Linked DNA regions of Homo sapiens: all the other regions are linked to region 3. Evidence: read pairs that join two places in POLR2A ChIA-PET (ENCODE). Cell type or tissue: OCI-LY7. All regions are shown on one strand. Each heading gives the region's core, and the rest is flanking DNA. Links, peaks and the distances in the headings are about the cores only. Region 1 overlaps CFAP54 (cilia and flagella associated protein 54). Region 2 has its middle 30 kb from the start of CFAP54. Region 3 overlaps CDK17 (cyclin dependent kinase 17).

What was found. ChIA-PET counts read pairs that join two places held together with the same protein. Peaks named below come from ENCODE experiments on the same cell type or tissue, not always from the same donor. Only the 100,000 strongest peaks of a DNase experiment are listed, where the experiment ranks them.
Region 1: POLR2A ChIA-PET joins it to region 3 with 6 read pairs; 4 of 35 experiments call an interaction of 5 or more read pairs at or near these places.
Region 2: POLR2A ChIA-PET joins it to region 3 with 5 read pairs; 3 of 35 experiments call an interaction of 5 or more read pairs at or near these places.

The regions. Positions count from the first base shown.
Region 1 is chr12:96,514,768-96,520,378 of GRCh38, forward strand. It overlaps CFAP54 (cilia and flagella associated protein 54), which reads left to right. Exons shown (of 68, transcript NM_001306084.2): 6 at 4,161-4,304. Among named protein-coding and RNA genes, the nearest start is that of CFAP54, 28 kb to the left of the region's middle. RefSeq lists a silencer at 1,955-2,064. In OCI-LY7, for the core only: CTCF peaks have their summits at 2,156 (motif pointing left) and 2,356; a DNase peak (open chromatin) is centred at 2,124.
Region 2 is chr12:96,456,624-96,462,194 of GRCh38, forward strand. No RefSeq gene overlaps it. Among named protein-coding and RNA genes, the nearest start is that of CFAP54, 30 kb to the right of the region's middle. In OCI-LY7, for the core only: a CTCF peak has its summit at 2,860; DNase peaks (open chromatin) are centred at 188 and 2,838; H3K4me3 peaks cover 891 bases; H3K27ac peaks cover 672 bases.
Region 3 is chr12:96,324,430-96,330,040 of GRCh38, forward strand. All of the region lies in intron 2 of CDK17 (cyclin dependent kinase 17), which reads right to left. Among named protein-coding and RNA genes, the nearest start is that of CDK17, 73 kb to the right of the region's middle. In OCI-LY7, for the core only: a CTCF peak has its summit at 3,698 (motif pointing left); DNase peaks (open chromatin) are centred at 2,672, 3,132 and 3,662; H3K4me3 peaks cover 2,767 bases; H3K27ac peaks cover 4,123 bases.

The DNA.
Region 1 (5,611 bases), core at 208-5,207, 190 kb after region 3:
TTTGTCTCTGATAAAATAAGGATAGTTGAGTATTTTGCCATGCTGATTAAATAGGTATTCTAATCTTATTAGGAGATAAATCTTCAGTTTTTCAACCATAAGGAAACCATGGGAACCGATAATATTTTATATGAATTAATAAAAGCACAGGGTACATAAATTTTGCCACTAAAATTATTCTTTTGTTCATTATATTTCAAAACTTAAATCGCCTGTAAAATGACACTAAAATGAGTATAGTTCTTTTTTTTTTTTTTTTGAGACTGAGTGTTGCTCTGTTGCCCAGGCTGGGTGCAGTGGCGCCGTCTTAGCTCACTGCAAGCTCTGCCTCCTGGGTTCAAGTGATTCTCCTGCCACAGCCCCCTGAGTAGCTGGGATTACAGGCACCCACCACCATGCCAGGCTAATTTTTTGTATTTTTAGTAGAGATGGGGTTTCATCATATTGGCTAGGCTGGTCTCGAACTCCTGACCTCCAGTGATCTTCCCGCCTCAAGCCTTCCAAAATGCTGGGATTACAGGCGTGAGCCACGGTGCCTGGCCCAAAATGAGTATAGTTCTGTGGTGCCAGTCTTGTGGGATGGGGATGGGAGGTGAGGGATGCAATAATTTTGGGGGAGGGGTGGGTGGTTGTACATTTGGCACCTGAAGATCTGAATGACATTCTTTCTGTTTCAAGGAAATTAATAATTTTCACCAGTAATTCCCAAACCTCCAGTTGGTAAATTGATTCCTGAGCTGAGGCTAAAAATGGATTTGATGGGTCCATTTAATGGAGACAAGTCTTTGGAGGTCCCACCGTGTGTGAGATGTCCTGGGTCTGAGGGCTTTGAATACTGTAGTGACTTCAGAGTTCAAGTATGTTATAGCCTAAGACGGAAGGAGAAATAGACCTGGGCTCCTCATGCTGTCTAAACTCCCGTTTTTATAGGATCTAGGCATGATGGCTAGCTTTTGTTATTATTGAATCTATACCATGTGCTAGGTCCTGTGAAAGGCTTATGAGGTGGGCACTAGCATCATCATCATTAACATTGATTGAATGAATGCCTACCGTCATCAAGTATGCTTGTAAGCACTTTCATTTGTCATCTCATTTAATCTTCACACCACCACTTTGAGAAAGGTGCTGTCATTACCTCTATGTTTTTTTTTTTTTTTTTTTTTGATATGGAGTCTCGCTCTGTCGCCCAGGCTGGAGTGCAGTGGCGCGGTCTTGGCTCACTGCAAGCTCCACCTCCCGGGTTCACGCCATTCTTCTGCCTCAGCCTCCTGAGTAGCTGGGACTACAGGCACCCGCCCCAATGCCTGGCTAATTTTTTGTATTTTTAGTAGAGACAGGGTTTCACCTTGTTAGCCAGGATGGTCTTGATCTCCTGACCTCGTGATCCACCCGCCTCGGCCTCCCAAAGTGCTGGGATTACAGGTGTGAGCCACTGCGTCCGGCCATTACCTCTATCTTATATAATAGATAAGGAAGCTGAGGCTGGGAAAAGTTACTTTGCTTAGGGTCACACATCTAGTCAGAGATGTGCTGAGACCAGGGGCAGTGTCACTCTGTACCATTAGAATAATGCATGTCTGTTGACTAAATAGAATCCCGTCATGACCCATTCTATTTTGGTTTACATACTCAAATGGAGAAGCTGCAGGGAAGGGGTTGATATTTTCTGATATAACCCTATCTTCCTAAAGACATCCTGAAAACCAAAACTAACCAGGGGCTCTTCCGTAGGTGAGAAACACCTAATTTAGTGCTGCAGCAGGTCACCAGCATAAGCTTAGGGAATAGAGGGCGGTCGGACTTCTGAAACCTCTTTCCCTGAAGACATATGACCATTTTGCTTTTGTTTATGGAATAATTTAGCTTCTTTGGTGGCATTTAAAACTGTAGTATAGTACTCAGCAAACATTAAAGAATACATCTAGAATCTGTTCATTCTAAGAAACGATTGATTTCTGTTTCATTTTACTATGAAACTGAAATGGTTTGACAACGTATGTGGCTTGAACAGTTACTGTCAAATTATTTCACGTACCATTACACAAACTTTAAGTCCTAACTTTGAAATTGCTTGTCATTTTCTTTAAATGGTGTAAGCTGATATAAATGAGGCTGCAGCGCCATCCTGTGGCTGAGCTGATTTAATCGTATGTATATTTCCTGCTCAACACCTGCAACATGCTCTTACTGGGGCCATGTTTTAGATATGGATATCATTTGACTTTTTAAAGTTTTTTTTTTTTTTTCCATGAAGAGAATAGTCCTGATGTATCCTATTAAATTTTTTAATTAATAGAAACAATTATTTGTAGCTTTTAAGGGTAAGAAAAAAATGCTACAAATTGAGTCATATTTTGAAAATGGCTTTTCCTGTTTAAACTTGAAAGATGGTTTTTCATAACCCTAAGTGGTTTATGGTGAGCTTCTCCCCTTTGTCAGGGCTCCTCTGTGTAGTGGAAAGAACACTGCATTTGGGAGTTCAAAGACCTGAGTTTCAGCCCCAGCTCTTTTGATTAGAGTGAGTTTAGCCTCATGGAGTCAAGCTAGGTTACTTTTAAGATCTCTTCTGGCACAAAAAACTTTGATTTTCCATAGCAAATCAAATACAATGTGAACAATTGTTAACTGAAGCTATTTTCATTTTGAAATGTGAAATTTCTAATACCAGGAGTCCTGAAGGATTTTAGAAAGATGTGAATTTAAAGGGGAAATTTAGGCATGGCTTAATCATATACCACCCAACCCAAACCACAACAATCTAAATGCAAAAATCTGAAATAGAGATTGTTAGGGAGCAGCAAATGTGAGAAAAATTCGAGGGTTTTTGGTGATATGATTAATTTCATATCAGTTCACAAAGTTCACAACAATAGCAATGACAGCAACAACAAAAACAGCAAGGAATCAACCTTAGTCTAATTTAGAAGAGGTACAGTGTCCACAACCAGGGACTGAAAGCATTCACTGTACTGTGGTCTAGCCATACACCCTGAAAGGATGCTGGCAACCTGGGGTAAAGCCACAGAAGGCCAATCATGGTGGAGAAGGGCAGTGCAGTTCCGTGAGGGATGGAAGTGCTTGGGGATATTTACCCTGGACGAGAGAGCTGAGGGAGAGGGCAGGCTACATAAATGTTTTTAGATTTCTGGATGGCTGTAATTTAGAAGTGAGTTCTGGATTGCTTTGTGCTGTTCTGGAAGACATGAGGACCAATGCACTGGAGGTATATTAAGGTGGATTTTATTTTAGATTATGGAAGTATTTTCCTAGCATGTCATGTACGTTGTCACTTTCTCCATAACAGCACTATTGTAATGTGAAAAAATACCCATTTTACAGATGAGAAAATTGAGGCGTAAAGAGGTAAAATGATCCAGCCACTAGGTGGTAAAATTGGGACCAAAATCCAGGTTTATTTGATTCTAATCTTGGACCATTTCTACTAAGCATCACAGGCCCCAGGCTGTAAGCCTTTTTCATTTTCCTTACCTCCTATACCAGCTAATCTTCAGAATCATATACTGGTTCCAGGCCAACAAATAACAATTGTATCATTGGAGTTAATTCCTAGACTACTGTTGACATGGTAAATGTTAATAAAAATGAGCAGAGAGGCTTATAATAAGACAAGACAGGCCGGGTGCAGTGGCTCATGCCTGTAATTCCAGCAGTTTGGGAGGCCGAGGCGGGTGGATCACTTGAGGTCAGGAGTTCAAGACCAGCTTGGTCAACGTGGTAAAACCCCCTCTCTACTAAAATAGAAAAATTAGCCAGGTGTGGTGGTGCACACCTGTAGTTCCAGTTACTTAGGAGGCTGAGGCATGAGAATCAATTGAACCCAGGGGGCGGAGGTTGCAGTAAGCTGCGATTGTGCCATTGCACTCCAGCCTGGGTGACAGAGCAAGACTCTGTCTAAAAACAAATAAACAAACAAAAAAGACATTTTAGGATGTCTTCCAAAATGGCTTGAGATTTTGAGCTTTTAAATTATCTTTTACTTTTTAAATGCTTGTTTCTTCTTGACACGTTATTTATGGTATTTTTGGTTTGAGTAATCAGCAACTTGTGCTCACAACTTAGAATTTGATTATATTTAATACAATTATCATTATTAACTTCAAATGAAAACAAATCCAATGGTGCCCTTTATTTTGCAGGCCTTAGAGTATCTCCTGTGGGCCAGCATGTGTATGGAGTCCTTGGTCCCGCTCCTGTCACTCAGGTACTTGACATGGCGCGCTACTCTCTACACAGCTGTTTGCCAGTGCTGCTATGACTGCCATGCCGGGATTCACGGAGAGGTATGCTGCTTTTTAACTCTGAGGAGTCGAGTTTTTTTTTTTTTTGAGATGGAATCTGGCTTTGTTGCCCAGGCTGGAGTGCAGTGATGTGATCTCGGCTCACTGCAACGTCCACCTCCCAGGTTCAAGCGATTCTCCTGCCTCAGCCTCCTGGGTAGCTGGGATTACAGGCATGCGCCACCATGCCCGGCTAATTTTTGTATTTTTAGTAGAGACAGGGTTTTGCCATGTTGATCAGGCTGATTTCGAACTCCTGACCTCAGGTGATCTGCCTGCTTTGGCTTCTCAAAATGCTAGGATTACAGGCGTGAGCCACTGTGTCCAGGCCCAATATTTTAAAATAGAGCGTATCCAGCATTTTCTTCCTTAGATGCCTGCCAGGGGAAAAACAAAACCCAACCAAAGAATTGAAATGAAGAAAAGACAAAAGTTCAGCTTTATTTGCACAAATTGGCTTGGCTTTTCCATTGTTTTTCTCTCTCACCCTCCTTTCTGCTCTCTCCTTTATTCTCTATTCATTTTCACCTTCTTTGCTCCATTTCTGAGTAAGATTTTTGGAATTTTAAAAATTAAGATTTTTATTTTTAAATGACAAATAATAATTGTATATACTTATGAGGTACAATGTGATGTTTTGTTGAATGTATGCACTGTGGAATGATTAAGCTAATTAACATATTCATCTTCTCACATACCTTTTTCTTGTAGTGAGAACACTTAAAATCTATTTACTAGTAATTTTGAAATATGCAATACGTTATTGTTAACTATGATCACCATGCTGTGCAATAGATCTCAAAAACTTCTATCTGTTGTCTTTCCATCCTCACTTTGCTCTTGAATACAAGCCACCTTCCCTCCTCGTTTAGTTTTGTGTTCCTTATCACTTAGTATGTACACTCTTGTCTTGCTTTTCTCTGCTAACCACCATTTAGTACACTTTGTTTTTCTTTTGTTTTCTTTCTTTATTTTTTAAGACAGAATCTTGCTCTGTTGCCCAGGCTGGAGTGCAGTGGTCTGATCACGGCTCACTGCAGTCTTAGTCTCTGGAGTATCTGGGACTACAGACACACACCACTATGCCAAGCTAATTGAATACACTTTCTAATGACCATTTAATACACTCTATTTTTTGTTTTTCCTTCTTTCATTTCATTTTGATTGAGTACTTGAAATATAACTTAACTTCAGGCTGGGCATGGTGGCTCATGCCTGTAATCCCAGCACTTTGGGAGGCTAAGGCTGGTGGATCACCTGAGATCAGGAGTTCGAGACCAGCTTGACCAACATGGTGAAACCCTGTCTCT
Region 2 (5,571 bases), core at 1-5,000, 130 kb after region 3:
ATTAGAGTACTTTTTTTTAAGTAAGTTAAATTTTTTTTTACAATGTGATGGGATCGTGGGGTGGTGACGTTGGCAAAGGCAGTTTTGGTAGAGTGGTGGAAACTGATGCCAGAGTGCCTGGGTTGAAAGAGAGTGGGAGAAGGGGAAATGAAACTAGTGGGGTATCAGCTACCCTTTTACTAACCTTAGCCATAGAGGGAAGTGAGAGGTAAACCATTAGATGGAATTGGTGGAGCATTTGTGTTACGATTAGAATCCTGGGCTGCTGGGAGTAAGGCAGTAGAGAATGTACCAGAGAAAGAGAGAAAAAGGAATTAATAACTGGAGCAAATGTCTGTGGGGTTTACAATTTCAGAGGTGGGGCATTTCCAGGTGATGATGAAATGGACAGAGTGTGAGAGTTGCTAGCTGTTATGGAACAATAAAGAAGCTCCTTGAGCCCAAGATGCTTTTCATTTATTTATTTATTTATTTTTTAAAACACAAGGCCTAGTTCTCTACTGGAGTGCAGTGGTGCGATCAGAGCTTACTGCAGCCTCAAACTCCTGGGTTCAAGTGATCCCCCCACTTCAGCCTCCAGACTAGCAAGGACTATAGGTGCATGCTGCCATGCCTGGCTAATGATTTTATTTTTTGTAGAAATGGAGTCTCACTTTGTTGCCCAGGCTGGTCTCAAACTCCTGGGATGAAGTCATCCTCTCCCCTTGCCCTCCCAAAGTGTTGGGATTATAGGTATGAGCCACCACACCTGGCCCCAAGATGCTTTGAAGCTTCAAGGGAGTTAAGTAGAATTACTCATTCAACAAATATTTTCAAGCACCTCCTAAGTGTCAGGCATTGTTCTAGAAACTGGAGTTACATGTTGAGTAGAAGAGATAAACACCATTCTCTGTAACAAGAACTGACAGCAAATGTGTAAACAAACAAGAGAACTTTTTTTTATATATACAGAAAATATAGCTACTAGGAAAATAAAACAGGAAAAGGTGTTGTTTTAGCTAAGATGAGCAGGAGTGCAGGCTGGATGTTAGGTTGAATGTTACTCTGGTGCCCTTGAGGAGGAGGAACTAGAGACTTCAGTAGCAACAGGCAAATGGCTGGCCAGGTAATTGGGAATGGGGTGGAATGACGGCTTTTGCGGATTACAAGGAGGTACATCTGCAGAGGGAATTAAGGACAACCTGGGTGTCCTGGAAGCCCATTTGAGTTGGAAACGGTAATGGTGGATTTTCCAGCTCTGATACTTTCTTAGCTGGAGACAATTAAGGAGAGAAGATAGAGGGACAGGCATTAATTAACACGAATTATTGCTTTAATCTTGAACTTAGAGCTATGAGCAATGGGCTTTTTAGAATTTAATTTCTTTTTTTTTTTTTGAAACAGAGTCTTGCTCTGTTGCCAGGCTGGAGTACAGTGGCGTGATCTTGGCTCACTGCAACCTCCAACTCCCGAGTGCAAGTGATTCTCCTGCCTCAGCCTCCCAAGTAGCTGGGACTACAGTCGTGCACCACCATGCCCAGCTACTTTTTGTATTTTTGGTAGAGACGGGGTTTCACCATGTTGGCCAGGATGGTCTCAATCTCTTGCCCTCGTGATCTTCCCACCTTGGCCTCCCAAAGTGCTGGGATTACAGGCATGAGCCACCGCCCTGGCCTAGAATTTAATTTCTAACATTCTTCTAAATAGAGAGTATTTAGTGTCATTAGCTATTTCTTCCTTATAACAAGTGATAAAAACTAATCAGCTTATTTTTATTTTTCCTTTTTCTTTCTACATCTCCTTTTGGTCCTGGACAAGAAGGCTATTTTTATTTCTTTAGAATGTGAAATGTGAAATATTCATTTATCTATTAACAAATTGTGAAATATCTCTTATCTCCCTTTTTCTTCATTCCTGCCCCCCCGCTTTTTTTTTTTTTTTTTTTTTTTTTTTTTTTAAATGGAGTTTCACTCTTGTTGCCCAGGCTGGAGTGCAGTGGTGCAGTCTCGGCTCACTGCAACCTCAGCCTCCTGGGTTAAAGTGATTCTCCTGCCTCAGCCTCCCAAGTAGTTGGGATTACAGGTACCCACTACCACGCCTGGCTAATTTTTGTAGTTTTAGTAGAGACAGTGTTTCACCATGTTGCCCAGGCTGGTCTGGAACTCCTGACCTCAGGTGATCCGCCCAACTGAGCCTCCCAAAGTGCTGGGATTACAGGCGTGAGTCACCGTGCCCAGCCTCCCTTCATATCCCTTTTTTTTTTTTTTTTTTTTTTTGAGACAGAGTCTCGCTCTGTCACCCAGGCTGGAGTGCAGTTGCGCGATCTTGGCTCACTGCAACCTCCGCCTCCCGGGTTCAAGCCATTCTCCTACCTCAGCCTCCCGAGTAGCTGGGACTACAGGCACCCACCACCACGCCTGGCTCATTTTTTTTGTATTTTTAGTAGAGACGGGGTTTCACCGTGTTAGCCAGGATGGTCTCGATCTCCTGACCTTGTGATCTGCCTGCCTCAGCCTCCCAAAGTGCTGGGATTACAGGCGTGAGCCACTGCGCCCGGCCCATACCCCATTTTTTAAACCTTTCAAATATTGCAATTTTTAGAATGCATCTGCAACACAGAAAGCCTATGACTATCAAAAAACAATAAAACAGAGAAAAACAATAAAAATAGAAAGAAAAGCATTCAGTTTTCTTTTTGTTTCTTTTCCTTTTTTTTTTTTTTTTGGAGACAGAGTCTCACTCTATCGCCCAGGCTGGAGTGCACTGGCATGATCTTGGCTCACTGTAACCTCTGCCTCCTGGGTACAAGCGATTCTCGTGCCTTAGCCTCCTAAGCAGCTGGGACTACAGGTGTGTGTGCAACCATGCCCGGCTAATTTCTGGTATTTTTAAATTTTTTTGAGACAGAGTCTCCCTCTATTGCCCAGGATGGAGTGCAGTGACGCAGTCTCAGCTCACTGCAACCTCTGCCTCCTGGGTACAAGCGATTCTCCTGGCTCAGCCTCCTGAGTAGCTGGGACTACAGGCTCACACCACCATGCCTGGCTAGTTTTTTTGTATTTTTAGTAGAGACAGGGTTTTGCCATGTTGGCCAGGCTGGTCTCAAACTCCTGACCTCAGGTGATCCACCCGCCTGAGCCTCCCAAAGTGCTGGGATTACAGGCGTGAGCCACCGTGCCCAGCTCCCCTTCACACCCCATTTTTTAAACCTTTCAAATATTGCAATTTTTAGAATGCATCTGTAACACAGAAAGCCTATGACTATCAAAATCAGTAAAACAAAGACAAATAGAAAAGCATTCAATTTTCTTTTTGTTTCTTTTTTTTTTCTTTTCTTTTTTTTTTTTTTAGAGACAGAGTCTCACTCTGTCGCCCAGGCTGGAGTGCACTGGCATGATCTTGGCTCACTGCAACCTCTGCCTCCCGGGTTCAAGCGATTCTTGTGCCTTAGCCTCCCAAGAAGCTGGGACTACAAGTGTGTGTGCAACCATGCCTGGCTAATTTTTTGTATTCTTATTTTATTTCATTTTATTTTTGAGACGGAGTCTCCCTCTATTGCCCAGGTTGGAGTGCAGTGGCGCAATCTCGGCTCACTGCAACCTCTGCCTCCTGGGTACAAGCCATTCTCCTGCCTCAGCCTCCTGAGTAGCTGGGACTACAGGCTTGCACTACCATGCCTGGCTAGTTTTTTTGTATTTTTAGTAGAGATGGGGTTTTACCATGTTAGCCAGGCTGGTCTCAAACTCCTGATCTCAAACTCCTGCTCACCTCGGCCTCCCAAAGTGTTGGGATTACAGGCGTGAGCCACTGCACCCAGCTAAAAAGCATTCACTTTCAAAGTTCATGAGCCTTACAGTGGAGAAATATTCTTTATTTTACCCAGCAGAGGAGTGATATGGATTATTCCAGGCAGTGGCCTAAAAGCCTGTTGCTCCTGATAAGTGAGTCAGTTGAGATGAAAATGTTAACATATTTGAATAAATAAAAGTCAGTGCTATGCTGGGGGTGAAAATAATCATGGTTTATTATACCAGCACACATATCACAGAAAACTGAAAAATAATGTGGCGAGCCTCAACAGATACAGCAACCAATTTTTAAAGGCTTCCTTTAAATTTGAGATAGTAAGTTTTACAAAAGAATGTTTTGTTGGGTCCATATATTTGGGTCCAGAATATTTAGATCAAACCTACGTAAAACAACCCTTTCTAGACATGCAATAATATGATTCTGATGATATTTCATTTTGTTCCCAAAGCAACCAAGTAGAGGCAATGAGACAGAATGAAATGGAACTCTGGGTTAGTTAGGACACTGGGTGGTAATTCTGGCCTTATCACTAATTACAGTAAATAGCTAATATGATGATGGGGAAGTCACTCGATCTCTTTGGAATTTCTTATTTGCAAAATGATGGATTGGCCTTGGTTGTTACTGCCCCTTTCTGATTTAAAATAATATGATTTTTGGATTATTAACTATAAAAGGATGCTCTATTATGACCCTGGAGTGGCCCATAATGTACCTGCAGCTGAGTGTCCAGGGTCATGTAGAAATCTCCACGGCACCTTTCCTGCTTTTATGACAGATCTTCTTCTAGCTTTCTAGATTGATAAGGCAGTGGGAAGTAGCGTGTGAATGTTTGACTAATAGGTTGAAGCTGATTGCATGACAACAAATCATTTGGACCAGAACCTTCTTTAATTCAACAAGGCACAACACCTGAGTTTGAAACAAAATTTGAAAAGCTTCTGGTTTATGATAGTTAACCGAGCTCATGTGTTAACCTTTCCTTCCTTTCCAAAACCCTGCAGAAATAACCAAATTAATATAGAAGTGCTAAACCCTAAGCACTCATACCCCTGTGTATGAGTGCATTTTGTGTTGCTATAAAATAATATCCAAGGCTGGGTAATTTATTTATTTATTTATTTAGAGATGGAGTCTCTCTTTGTCCCTCAGGCTGGAGTGCAGTGGCGTGATATTGGCTTACTGCAACCTCCACCTTCTGCCTCAGTCTCCCAAGTAGCTGGGATTACAGGCGCCCGCCACCACACCTGGCTGATTTTTGTATTTTTAATAGAGACGGGGTTTCACCATGTTGGCCAGGCTGGTCTCAAACTCCTGACCTCAGGTGATCCACCTGCCTCAGCCTCCCAAAGTGCTGGGATTACATGCATGAGCCACTGCGCCCAGCCAAGGCTGGGTAATTTATAAAGAAAAGAGGTTTATTTTGGCTCATCATTCTGCAGATTGTACAAGAAGCATGGTGTCAGCATCTGCTTCTAGTCAGGACCTCAGGAAGCTTTCACTCATGGTAGAAGGTGAAGGGGGCGCCAGCGTGTCACATAGTGAGAGAGGGAGCAAAGTCTTTTAAACAATCAGCTCTCGCTTGAACTAATAGAGTGATATGTCACTCATTACCGTGGGGAGGACACCAAGCCATTTATAAAGGCTACGTATGCCCCATGAACCAAAGGCTTCCTACCAGGCTCCATTTCCGATTCTAGGAATCACATTTCAACAAGAGATTTGGAAGGGACAAACATCCAAACTATATCAGCCTGGAAGAGGACTGTCATTACACATGAG
Region 3 (5,611 bases), core at 156-5,155:
TTCCATACCACTCCTCCATTTATTGACTACCTGTGTGCCTTATTTTAAGCATGCTTGGCTGGGTGCATGGCTCACACCTGTAATCCCAGCACTTTGGGAGGCCGAGGCAGGCGGATCACCTGAGGTCAGGAGTTTGAGACCAGTCTGATCAATATGGTGAAACTCCATCTCTACTAAAAACACAAAAACTAGCTGGGCATGGTGGCATGCGCCTGTAGTCCCAGCTACTCAAGAGGCTGAGACAGGAGAACTGCTTGAACCCGGGTTGCAGAGGTTGCAGTGAGCCAAGATCACGCCACTGCACTCCATCCTAAGCGACAGAGCAAGACTCCGTCTCAAAAAGAAAAAAAAAAAGAAATTAAGCATGCTTTAGAATATAAAAGACATGGTCCCGGCCTAAAGGAATTTACATCCCTGTTTGCTGGACATTCAAAATGGTATGTCAATTAGTGAATAAAACCGAAGTACCTAAATACATATCAATACAGAGGCTCCAAGTTTATTCCCCTGAATTTGGGATTAATATAAAGAGTTTTTAAACAATCACAGACCCATAACCAAGCAGAAACATTAAAAAAATATAATACTTAAAAGCTATTTAATTATGCATGGGGGAGAAACTGTTTTGTAATGTTTATCAGGAATCTCTTGACTCCTTTCCACCTCCAAAGAAGAGCTCTGATACAGGTTAAAGATACAAGTCTTGTGATACACAATTAGTCTTCTATATTAGAATTTTGTTTTTACTGATAGCAGCCAAGGAGTTTTAAAAAGAACTGGGCTGCTCTGAATACCTTCTTTTTAAAATGAAGCCAACTATTCTTCTGTAGCTAACAATCAGGCATAAGGATACCTCCTGATCAGGGGATTCCTTTTTAAAATGAAGCCAACTATTCTTCTGCAGTTAACAATCAGGCATAAGGATACCTCCTGATCAGGGGATTCCTCTACCTGTTTCTCAACTAAGGTTTCTCAACTAAGGACAGGTTGACAGGAGTTGGCTACAAGCCTTAAAGTGAAAGGCTTCTCTCACAAGAAAATCTTAGGATCCGCAGAACAGGACCAGGGTATGGGCTCCAGAGAAATGGGCCAAGAAGGCCATGTGGCCTGAGCCTCTACGAATACTGGTTGCCTAAAAGGGTATAAGAAGGATGGGGCATAAGGGCCCAAAGGCTCACCCAAGGTCCAAGCTATCTAATCTGGGTCAAAGACAGACTGGAGGTAGGGGCAAATGCCTACCTAGTAATACAGAACATGTGTCTAAAGTTTCCTGTGATCTGTACATTCCCTGGCAGTACCTAACTGATAAAGAATTTGGGGATCTTAAGTGAAGCAAAATAATCAATGATTTAATAATGAATGAAGAGGGGCTATCTGATATAAATGCATAAATAATTACAAACAATGTGGGATAATACAGGCTACAGCATACAATAAGATTTTTCTCAGCCAAGCATGATGGCATGCACCTGTAGTCCCAGCTACTCAGGAGGCTAGAGTGGGAGGATCACTTGTGCCCAGGAGTTTGCGGCTGCAGTGAGCTAAGATAATGCCACTGCATTCCAGCCTGGGTGGCAAAGTAATACCCTGTCTCAAGAAAGAGAAAAGAAAAATGAAGATTTTTTTCTCTTTCTAGGTTATTTCACATGTGAAATATCACAACATTCAAATATTAAAAACAAATTATGCAAATCTTTTGCCTACAGACAACATTTTAGTTGCTCTGTAAAGCTGTCCTGGAGAATACAGCTTGATTGTTCTGGAGAATATAGAAAAAAAATGGGGATCATAAGGACATACTATTTGATAAACACTATTCTAGGCACTGGGCATCAACTGGTGAACAAAACAAAGTACTGATCTCAGAGTGCATAAAACCTAACAGGGAAAAGACACACACACGAAGTCAGGTAATGACAGGCGATATGCAAAAGACTAAAATAGAGGGATGTGGAAATGAGTAGCTAGTTATTTTACACTGTATATTGAGGAAAGTTCTCTCTGCTGAGATATTTTTAACAGAAATTTAAATGCAAGAAAGAGCCAGTCAGGGAAGATGGTTAAGTTGTGGATAACAGGATATTCCAGATAGAGAAAAAAGCTAATGAAAAGCCGACATATGGCAGAGTTCGACTTGTTAGAACAGTGGTCCTCAAACTTTAACATGCTTCAGAATCATCAAGGATCTGTAAAACATGAGATTGCTCGGTCTCACCCACAGACTTCCTGGTTCAGTAGGTCTGGTGTGGAATCTAAAAATATGTGTTTCTAACAAATTCCCAGGTCCTGCTGACATTGCTGGTCCAGGGATCACACTTTGAGAACCACTGTGTTAGAGGACTAGAAAGAAGGCAAGTGTAGCTATAGTACCTAACCGTGCGGGCAACAGTGGTACCAGGTGAGACCACAGAGGTAAGGAGGGAACAAGTCATTCAACACTTTATACTTCACCATAAAAGTTTGAATTTTATTCTCAGATTGGAAGCAGTTACGGTAGCTTTGAAGCAGGAGAGTGATATGATCTGATTCATGTTTCAAAAATATCACTGTGAAGGGTTAAAGATAGTAGGAGGTAAGGGGGTAGGGAAGACTACAAAAGGTAACACGAGAGATCTATTGTCATGATGAAACAGTTCTTAATCTTGATTGCAGTGGTTATACGAATCAACACAGGTGAGGACATGACACAGAACTATATTTAGACTTTATTCCAGTATCTGTTTCCTGGGTTCTATAGTTACATAAGATGGAACCAATGGTGGGGGGATTGGGAGAAGGGTACAAGTATGGGTCCTTTCTATATAATCTTTGTAACTTCCTTTATATTTGTAATTACTGAAAACAATTTTTTAAGATATCATCTTGGTTGCTGTTTGAAAAACAGGCAATAGGGAATCAACAGCAAAAGGAGGAGATTACTACAGTACCCTAAGTAACAAATGTTGGTGGCTTAGACTAGGGTGGCTGTACTGAAGATGGAGGGAAGCAGGCAGATTTAGGACATATTACAAAGGCAGAAGCAACAGGCCAGCAGACACGACTGCTAAATTAGTTTCACACACACTCCTACCACCCAGCTTTTAGTCAGCATTTATAGTAAAAACATCTATTCAAATATTTTTTTTTTCTTTTTTTCCAGGCAGGGTCTTGCTCTGTTGCACAGGCTGAAGTGCAGTGGTGCAGTCACAGCTCACTGCAGCCTCAACCACCTGGGCTCATGTGGTCCTCCCACTTCATCCTCCCCACCATAGCTGGGACTACAGGCACACACCATCACACCTGGCTAATTTGTGTCTTTTTGGTAGAGATGGGGTTTTGCTATGTTTCCCAGCTAGTCTCAAACTCCTGGGCTCAAGTGATCCTCCTCACCTCAGCCTCCCAAAGCACTGGGATTACAATGAGCCACCATGCCTAGCCCCAAAATATTTTTAAATCTTTACCAGATCAACTGTTAAACATATATGAAATATGATGTGTTAATGGACTATAACTGGAATTGTGTATCAGTCACATTGATCAGGGGTCCCCAACTCCTGGGTCACAGACCAGTACTGGTCCATGGCCTGTTAGGAACCAGGCCAAGAGGTGAGCAGTTGGCAAGTGAGCAAAGCTTCATCTGTATTTACAGCCACTCCCCATTGCTCACATTACTGCTTGAGCTCCACCTCCTGTCAGATCAGTGGTGGCACTGATTCTCATAGGAGTACTAACGCTGTTGTGAACTGTGCATGCGAGGGATCTAGGTTGCATGCTCCTTATGATAATCTAACGCCTGATAATCTGTCACTGTCTCCCATCACCTTCAGATGGGACCATCTAGTTGTAGGAAGACAAGGGCAGGGCTCTTACTGATTGTACATTATGGTGAGTTATGTAATTATTTCATTATATATTACAATATAATAATAATAGAAATAAAAGGCAAAATAAATATACTATGCTTGAATCATCCTGAAACCATTCCCCCAACCTCAGTCTGTGAAAAAACTGTCTTCCACAAAACTGGTCCCTGATGCCAGAAAGGTTGGGGACCACTGATACAGATGACTATCATAATCATGAGTTTCTAAGTTATTTATGTGGTAAAAAATAGGAAGCTACAATGGTGGGGGTTGGGGGCAGGGAGGAGACAACAGTAAAGTAAAGGAGAGAAAAGAATTGGGGACAATGCCTAGATTTTTAGTTTTAGTAACTGGTTAAGTGAGCAAAGTTTGAGTAGAGGCAGATTTTGGAGAAAGGAAATCAAGAATTCTGATTTGGTCATGTGAAGTCTAAGATTCCCATTACACATCCATGTGGAGAAGACAAGAAGGCATTTAAATATGAATCTAGAGATCCAGATGAAGATCCTAACTGGAGATTCAGACTTAGGAGTAGTCAACATATATATGGTAGTTGAAATTGTAGGGTTGGAGGAGGTCACCCAAGGAGAGGGTATAGACAGAGAAGAGATTGCGGCCCATGAGAGAGCCACAATAAAATACAATAAAATATTCTAACACTTCCAGAACTTGAAACTAATTAGCTGGCCAATTCAATAAGATAATAACACTCTGTATTTTAAAAAGTAATGGAAACCTTGGCGACAATATGCTAAGGGAAATAAGTCAGACACAAAAGGACAAATATTATATGGTTCCACTCATATGAGGTACCTAGAATAGGCAAATTCATAGACAGTAGAATGGTGGTTACCAGGGGCTGGGGAGAGGAGGGAATGTGGAGGTATTGTTTAATGGGTACAGAGTTTCAGTTTGGGATGATGAAAAAGTTATAGACATGGGTAGCAGTGATGGTTACGCAATGTAAATAGACACGTATTTAATGCTGCTGAACTGTATACTATAAAATGTTAAACTTTGTATTATATATATTTTACCATAACTTTTAAAAAGTAATAGAAATCTATATGAAAAATTGCAGATCTTTTATACTCTATAATTAGTTCCAAGTAAGGATTTCCAATGATTTTTACCACCACAACATGATAATCATTATGATTCCACTAAGAAACGTTATTTGGCATCTTATTTATCTAGATCTTTTCATTACGTGAACTATGATCAGGAACATGCAATTTCATAGCCCAACTTGTAGCCTAAGCCATTCCCTCCTCCCAAACCTGCTCTTTCAAACATTATTACTAGCCTGATCCCATTCTAGATCCTACATATATCCAATGGAGTTTATGCCTTCAGCGTCAACCTTTCAAGGAACTTGTGCTATTTGTTGGAGTTAGTCCTCCTTAAACTCCCTATGTTATCCACTGTTGTAAAAAACAATTACTGTTATGATGTAACCACAAACTGTCGAAGACAAACTGTCACAGCTAACATGTAAGAGATCAGCAAGATAAAGAGACCTAGGTGAAAGACAGAGGCTCACAATATCCATAAAACTGGAATTTGTTGACTCCAAACTTGACAAATTGCTCCAGTGTACAAACGGAGCTGTTAAGAATGAGAATTTGGAATATCAGGAAAACCAGGTCATTTTAATCTTTGCTTTTTGGTGTTACTTCTAATGCTAAATAATCATGATAAGTGACATTCTGTTAGGTTTATCTGACTACACTTCTTGGGAACATGTACATTAGCTGAAGAATTTCAGT